Regions from separate parts of the Homo sapiens genome. Here region 2 is linked to region 1. The links are chromatin contacts, found by Hi-C or POLR2A ChIA-PET in ENCODE. All regions are on one chromosome and are shown on one strand. Each heading gives the region's core, a stretch centred on a gene start or an enhancer-like site at or near the end of the contact. The rest is flanking DNA. Distances are from core to core; before and after follow the strand shown.

Region 1 (3,924 bases), core at 945-3,444:
AACAGGGTGAGAATGAAAGGGTAGGGTGGAGTTGCTATTTTATAAGCTTGAATCCTATGAAATTACTGATTTTTAAAAATAATTTTTGACCTGAGAATGACATTACACCTTAGGTTTGAATGGTTCAATCCAGTTGTGTGACATTAGGGTCATATGGTTCAACTTAATACTTGGAAGAGTCAGAACTAATGAGGTGATCGAAAGAAAGAGAAGCAAGCCATGTAAATACCTGGGAGAAGAGCATTTGAAGCAAAGGAACAGCAAGTGCAAAGGCCCTAAAACAAAAATGTGCCTGCCATGTTTAAGGAGCAGTAACAAGGCTGAAGAGTAAAGGACAAGTGGGAAGAATGGTAACAGAGGCCAGATCATACTGGTGACCATGGTAACAAATTGGCTTTTCTCCTTTTTTTTTTCCCCCTTAAGACAGGGTCTCACTTTGTCACTCAGGCTGGAGTGCAATGGCGTGCTCATAGCTCACTGCAGTCCTGAACTTCTGGGCTCAAGTGATCTTCCTGCCTTAGCTTCCTTAGTAACTGGGACTACAGGCATCCAGCACCACGCCCAGCTAAGTTTTTTTTTTTAAGAGATGGTATTTCATTATGTTGCCCAGGCTGGTCTTAAACTCCCGCCCGCAAGTGATCCTCCCACCTCAGCCTCCTAAAGTCTTCCAAAATGCTGGGATTACAGACGTGAGCTATCACGCCCAGCCTGGTTTTTCCTCTTTGAGTAAGCTAAGCCGTGGGAGGGTTTTGAGCAGAGGAACTACACATCTGCCATTATTTAAAGGAGTATTCTGTTAATGGTAGAATATAAGTGGTGGATGCAGAAGTGATTGCTGTAAAATTCTTTCAACTTTGCTGTGTGTTTGAAATTTTTCCTAATAAAATAATAGTTTAAACTGGTTATTGTGAATAGACTTTAGGGGAGCAAAGGTGAGAGCAGGAAGACCAGTTAGGCTATAACAATAATTCAGGTAGCAGTGGAAGTGGTAGGAAGTGGTTGGGAGCAGATGTGGTGTTTGAATTACAAGTCAGTAATTCAGAGGAAATACCAGGTAGGAAATACAAATGTATGAATCCACCTAAAGATTAGGAAAACAAGGACAAATGTCTTGAGAATTAAAAGAAAATGCTCAGAAGTGTACCCTAAAGCCTCTTACTCATGCTTTTGTTCTAGGCTGGTTTTGGTTGTAGATAGTTATCAGTTATTATATACTGCCATTCAGATTATTTATATGTATTACTGTCCACAACTCACTTGTGTTCTAAAGGGTTTTTTTTAATAATGTTCTTGTCTTCCCAAGCAGATTACATGCTTTTTGAGAAAAGATCTATTTTTTTGTATACACCCCGCAATGCCATATTCCTAGAAGGCATTTTCAATGTTCACAGAATAAAAATATTTGAATACAGAGCTTTTCATGTCTTTTGTTTTTATAAAACATCAATTTTCTTATAAATGTTTAATTTAGACACTTCTGAAAATGAAGGTAGAGTTAGAATTTTCAATCTGTTGCAACTTATGCCCATTTCAGGTCAGACAAATAAAGAGAGAGCCTTCTGGGGGGTAAAAAAAAAAAAAAAAAAAGGCCCAGGTTTGTGCCTGTAGTAGTAATGTCAGCTACCTCAGGAAGCTTGAGCCCAGGAGTCCAAGGCTTATATGGCACCACAATTGTGCCTGTGAATAGCCACTGCACTCCAGCCTGGGCAACACAGCAAGATCCTGTTTCTTTTAAAAACAAAACAAAACAAAAAAAACCCCAATCAGCTTTTCTCCATATTGGCTTATACTCAGACTTCATCATGTGGCAACAAGACAGTTCTCAAAAACTTTAGTTCTATATTCACTCCAGTCCAAGTCCAGCAAGAGATCCCTTCCAGTAGCTCCTAGATTCACTGAACCAATTACCTTGCTACAGTAATTTGTTAAAGGATAGAGAGTTACCTTCCCATCCTTTAACAAATTACTGTAGCAAGGAAAACTCTTGTGCTATGATTAGCCAAATTTGAGTCATATGCTTTACCTCTGGTCCACCCAAAGATCATGGACTATAGGAGAGGAGTGGTTCCCGGAAGAACAAAATGGAGTACTGTCACCAAAATATAGAAATGGATACTGATGGTGAAAACACAATGCTTACTACACCAACTAACTCAAAGGCCTATGCATTGTTTCTTCCTTAAGCTTTTGAAAGAAGTTAGTCACTGCCATGGCACTCACTTTGAATCTCTTCCAATTCCACACACAATACTGCATTTTTTCCCCTGAATCATCAGGCAGTCATATATTCAGTTGCCATTGAAAAGTAAATGCATGATTATGAAAGTTAACCAGCTGGAAGGGTCAGTATTTCAGTACATCACTTTTCAGGACACTCCCAACTGGTATTGCAGGTAGTTTCTTGTCCTTAAAATTCTTTCCTGTTGTCAAGCTACCTGAAACGTATTTGTCCTCGATACCCTAGGGGCAGGGTGGCTGATAACTAAGGTGCCTGGGAAACACTTCAGAAGCAAGTGACAATGAATTGGCTTAAGAAGCCAATTCATCTTTTAGATGGATATTTATACTGTAGAATCTTGAAAGGAAAATTTATCTACAGATATGTCTGTTTTCAGTTTCTTTTCCTTTTTGCACTAACAAGTTATTTTCCCCACATGACGTTTAATCTACCTTACAAAACATTTTTAACATTTTAGTTCAAAATTTGCTTCAGAAAATGGATGACTTTGGTGTGAAACGATTGTTGACTCTATTATTCTAGAATTTGGGATGGCGCCTCTAGTTTGCTGCTTCCTTGGACACCAAACATAACATTCTCTGTTCTAGGACGTGCTTCAAGTCGGTCATGAGACTGGCAGAAAATCAAACCAAACTAAATGAATGGTTGTTGAAGTTAATCTCCCATCCTGGAGCTGTGCATGCCATGGAGTAGCCAGCTTTTAACAGGCACAATCCTGATCAAAATCACTGCTCTGTGGTCCTGCTCATCAGAATATTATGGAAACTAGATTTAGGCCTGGTTTCCTTAAAAATAGATGTGATAATGAAATAATCATGTATTATAGCCATTACAATTTCTATTGTAGGAGAAAGTGGATAATGTTTTAACGTAAAACAGTAGGTTACTAAACAATATGTTCTAGATGAACATTTAACATTTTTGTTTTAATTAGCCAGGCATGTGTGATGACCTACGCCTGTAGTCCTAGCTACTCAGGAGGCTGAGACGGCAGGATTTGCTTGAGCCCAGGATTTCAAGGTTACAGTGAGCTTTGATCACATCACTGCACTCCAGCCTGGGTGACAGAGCAAGACCCCGTCTCACAAATAATAATACAAATACAGAAAAAATACTAGAAAACACACCCAAATGTTAAGTTTAAGGAATGGAACTATCAGTTATTTTATTTTATTTTTATTTTCAAAAATACTCAAACGTGAAATATACCACATCTGCGGCCGGGCACGGTGGCTCACGCCTGTAATCCCAGCACTTTCGGAGACTGAGCCGGGCAGATCACCCAAGTTAAGGAGTTTGAGACTAGCCTGGCCAACATGGTGAAACGCCGTTTCTACTAAAAATACAAAATTAGCCAGGCGTAGTGGTGCACGCCGGTAATCCCAGCTACTTGGGAGGCTGAGACAGGAGAATCATTTGAACCAAGGAGGCAGAGGTTGCAGTGAGCCGAGATCGAGCCATTGTACTCCAGCCTGGGCGACAAGAACGAAAGTCTGTCTCCAAAAAAAAAAAAAATTGTCTGTTACTGCTATGGTCTGAATGTTGTGTCCTGCCAAAACTCATATGTTGAACTCCTAACCCCCAAGGTGATGGTATTAGAAGGTGGGGCCTTCCTGAGGTGATTAGGCCATGACAGCAGAGCACTCATGAACAGGATTAGTGCCCTTATAAAACAGGCCTAAGAG
Region 2 (3,924 bases), core at 401-2,900, 38 kb after region 1:
GATAGGGTTTCGCCATATTGGCCAGGCTGGTCTCGAACCCCTGACCTCAAGGGATCTGCTCACCTTGGCCTCCCAAGTGCTAGGATTACAGGCATGAGCCAATGTGCCTGGCCAGGTGATTCTAACTCAAAAGGTCTCTCTCTTTCCTTCCCTTCCTTCCTTCCGAAAAATCTCTTTTATTTTTATTTTTATTTTTATTTTTGGCTTCCCAGAAAGTATTTCACCAACAAGTATCTTTTAAGCTCCTGACATGTATCAGACAATGCTTTGGGCCTCAGAATCTGCATGTTAACAAGCCCCCTAAATGATCTTCGGGTAGGTGGTTCAAAGAACACATTGTACAAGCTGGCCTAAAGAAACGTGTAATTGATACTGTGGTTATCTTTTAATTTTTTTTTAATTTTCTTTTTTTATAAAATAGAGGTGAGGTTTTACCATACTGCCCAGGATGGTCTTGAACTCCTGGGTTCAAGCAATCCGCCCGCCTTAGCCTCCCAAAGTGCTGGGATTACAGGCATGAGAAACTGTGACCAGCCGATACTGTGGTTACCAAACACTCATTTTATCCAGCTTCCCAACCCCTACAACAGATGGTATGTTGTGTTTAGGTACCCACCCTTCTCTGCTCAACCATGTGCTTCAGGAGAGGCTGGCCACAGACCCAGGGAGTAGATCCTGATTGTTCAAAGGCAATCATGGTCTTCCCATTTCCCTTTGCAGGGACTGGTTTAGACAAGGCCATGCGATGCAGCTCTGACCAGTAAATGGAGGATAAATCTGCAGGGGGTTTCTGGGAAAGATTTTCTTGCTCCTAATAAAAGACATACAAGAAAAGATGGTCTTTTCTTATTCTGAGTATGGTTGTATCCAGATATGAAGGCTGGCACTAGGGCAGTCACCTTGCAACAAGAAGGGGAAAGCTAGCCCCCAAATGAAGCCTGCCCAGCAGAATGACAGAGCAGCAAGATGGAAAGAACTTGGTTCTTGAAAGTGTCATTGAGCCATGGAATTACCCAACCCTGGAGCTGTCCTATTCTTGGACTCGTAGGTGCAGAATAACACATTTCTTTGTTTAAGACAGTTGGGCTTGGGACTCTTTTATACCTTCTGCTAAAAACATTCTGACTGGCATTGAATTTTTATGTGCACTTTTGATTCAAGGTTTAAGCTTTCTGTAATTCACTGTTAAATAATTGTAACACAGTGTCTCAGGTGGGTTCCCTAGAAGTTGAGTCTGAGACAGGGATTTGAGTGCACATGATTTATTGAGGTCATGCTCTCAGGAGATTAGTAAAGCAGGAGGTGAAATAGAGAAGGAAAAAGGAAAGAGATGAGCAAGGATGTGGTTGCATGCAAAGTCTAGCTTTGGACTGATCCATGGGCGGTTCTGGAGCTGTATTGTTCAGTATGGCAGCCATTAGCCACATGTAGCTATTTAAATTTAAATTAATTAAAAGGAGTTAAAATTTAAAGCTCAGTTCTTTAGTCACATGCCAAGTGCTCAGTGACTACAGAAGCTCATAGGTAAAGTCGTTAGCCACATCAGTCATAGCAGCCCCAAACTCACCATCAGGTAAAGGTATCTGGAGAGAGTACCAATTGTGACTACTACCCATGGTATGTAAGTAGACATGAGCTGCATGCAATGCTATTGGCAGAGAGGTTAGATAACACTCCTTTTTTGCTAATCCACGTTGGGAATTTAGAATCTCCTGAGATTGCTCCTAAGGAGCACCTTTATTTCTTAACAATCCCTAGAGTTCAGACACATACCAACTATATAAACATATCTGATAGGTGAGTCACTCCAGTGATGCTCAGATTGCAGACAATGGAGGCTCAGAGAGCAGGCTCAAAGGGAGAAAGGGACTTGGTGCAATGAGTAAGAACTAGAAAAAAGTGCCTGAATGTCAAAGAGAACTGGTGGGGACAGAGGTCTGACTCTGGACAGAACTTGAAGCTGCCACTGGAACTGTCTCATCCAGCCACTGTGTCATACAAAAAAGAAAGAAGAGGGTTTATATTTTCACTTTTTCACTACGTTCATCTCACTTTTTTTTTTTTTTTTTTTTGAGTCAAGGTCTTACTCTGTCACCCAGGCTGGAGTGCAGTGGTGCAGTCTCAGAATCCAGATCGCTGCAACCTCCCTATCCCAGGCTCAAGCGATTCTCCTGCCTCAGCCTCCCGAGTAGCTAGAACCACAGACACGTACCACCACACCAGGCTAATTTTTTGTATTTTTTGTAGAGGGGGGGCGTCTCACCATGTTGCCCAGGGTGGTCTCAAACTCCTGGACTCAAGTGGTCTACTTGCCTTGGCCTCCCAAAGTGCTGGGATTACAGGCGTGAACCACTGTGCCCGGGGTGGCCTGTAATCTGGCACGGTTTGAAATCCAACCACCTTGCCCATCTCACTTCTATAATATGTTTTCCTATGTTTTATGTCTGTCTACTCTTTGGTTATCTCTTCATATGACACCAACTTTGTAACGCCATCTTCTAGAAAGAGAATAGAAGGTAATTCAGTCTTTCCTCTTACATGGTTGACCACAATTTGTTTTTGGTTATTGCTACTTTATTTTAATTTTATTTATTTTTTTATGACTTCAAAAAATTTTTGTGGGTACATCGTAGCTGTATATATTTATGGGGTACATGAGATGTTTTGATACAGGCGTGCGATGTGAAATAAGCACATCATGGGGAATGGGGTATCCATTCCCTCAAGCATTTATCCTTTGAGTTACAAACAATCCAATTATAGTCTTAAAATATACAATTAAGTTATTATTGACTATAGTCACCTTATTGTGCTATCAATAGTATTTATTTTTATTTTTTTGAGACAGGGTCTTGCTCTGTTGCCCAGGCTAGAGTGCAGTGATGCAATCATAGGTGCAACCTTGACCTCCTGGGCTCAAGTGATCCTCTTGCCTCAGCCTTCCAAGTAGCTGGGACTACAAGTGTGCACCATCACGGCCATCTAATTTTTTTATTTTTTGTAGAGATGGGGTCTCGCTTTGTTGCCCAGGCTGGTCTCAAACTCCTGGGTTCAACTGATCCTCCCACTTTGCCTTCCAAAGTGCTGGGATTACAGGCTTGAGCCACTGCGCCCTGTCTATTATTGCTACTTTAGAAATATTTCCTTTTGCTTCACAACTTACTATGGGAAATGCCTAATCTTTACCTTCCTTCTCAGTCCTTTGATCAGGACTTCCCTCAGTCCCTTCTTGTCTGGAGGGAAGTCCTCAGATTTCATAGCCATGGCCTCCCAGTAGCTGCTACCAGAGCAACAGCTGCTGGTTCAGCTCAGGTCAGGTCCTCACTGCCCTGTTCCATCACTGGTTTGGTCCTGGGGGGTAAGCAGGAGGGGGTTGGGGGTGCAGGAGAAGTAACTATGAGCCTGAGTCATAGTCACCCTTGAGCAGGAAGCAGAGGAGCTTCTCATTCAGATTCTTCTCCTTGAGGTCAAAGATAGAATCCAGAGGCTAAACCACATAACCCCTCAGGGCACACCAGCCCAACTTCCAACTGCTGACACCTGCAACTTTGGCTAAGGGCTGTTCTCTGGTCACTGAAGCCCACTTTGCTCACCTGTGTGGCAAGCTGCAGATGTCCAGGAATTACTGTTCCTCCCCACAGCTCCCAGTAGACTTCAGCTAATGATTAATGGAAGTTAGTGTATAAATACCAAAGCTCCTCATTCCTTGGGTGGGATACCTGAGCACGAGTCTACACTGGCTCCCAGAGTTTCCTATCATGATTGAGCTCCATTTGTCCTCATGGTGATTGGCTGGGTAATGCCCATGCCTCCTTTATTTGGCTGCCTTTCCTATACTTTCTCAATTCCCCTCCTTCTTTGTCTCTCAAATGAACTCCTTGCACTCTCAGCATCTGCTTCTGGGGTTACCCAACTAAGGCATTA

What was found. Hi-C counts contacts between places; a loop is a spot of excess contacts on that map. ChIA-PET counts read pairs that join two places held with the same protein, here RNA polymerase II (POLR2A). Pooled maps may share reads with other maps.
Region 2: a loop to region 1 is called in a map of PC-3, with 2.8 times the contacts of the local background. The contact joins two enhancer-like sites. A Hi-C loop is called at or near these places in 27 of 168 maps with a recorded cell type or tissue (B cell, CD4-positive, alpha-beta T cell, CD8-positive, alpha-beta T cell and 20 more), 5 of 37 single-sample maps with no recorded cell type and 35 of 50 pooled maps. POLR2A ChIA-PET finds 5 or more read pairs at or near these places in 17 of 52 experiments (A549, AG04450, BJ and 14 more).

The regions. Positions count from the first base shown.
Region 1 is chr3:37,181,322-37,185,245 of GRCh38, forward strand. The region is part of intron 1 of LOC105377642 (a long non-coding RNA gene); the gene reads left to right. Among named protein-coding and RNA genes, the nearest start is that of LRRFIP2, 8.7 kb to the left of the region's middle. Within about 2 kb of position 2,195, at least 8 of the 41 ENCODE cell types and tissues checked have a DNase peak (open chromatin) inside an H3K27ac peak, as active enhancers do; they include PC-3 and mammary epithelial cell, where a contact is called at or near this core.
Region 2 is chr3:37,219,846-37,223,769 of GRCh38, forward strand. No RefSeq gene overlaps it. Among named protein-coding and RNA genes, the nearest start is that of GOLGA4, 21 kb to the right of the region's middle. Within about 2 kb of position 1,651, at least 2 of the 41 ENCODE cell types and tissues checked have a DNase peak (open chromatin) inside an H3K27ac peak, as active enhancers do; they include PC-3 and mammary epithelial cell, where a contact is called at or near this core.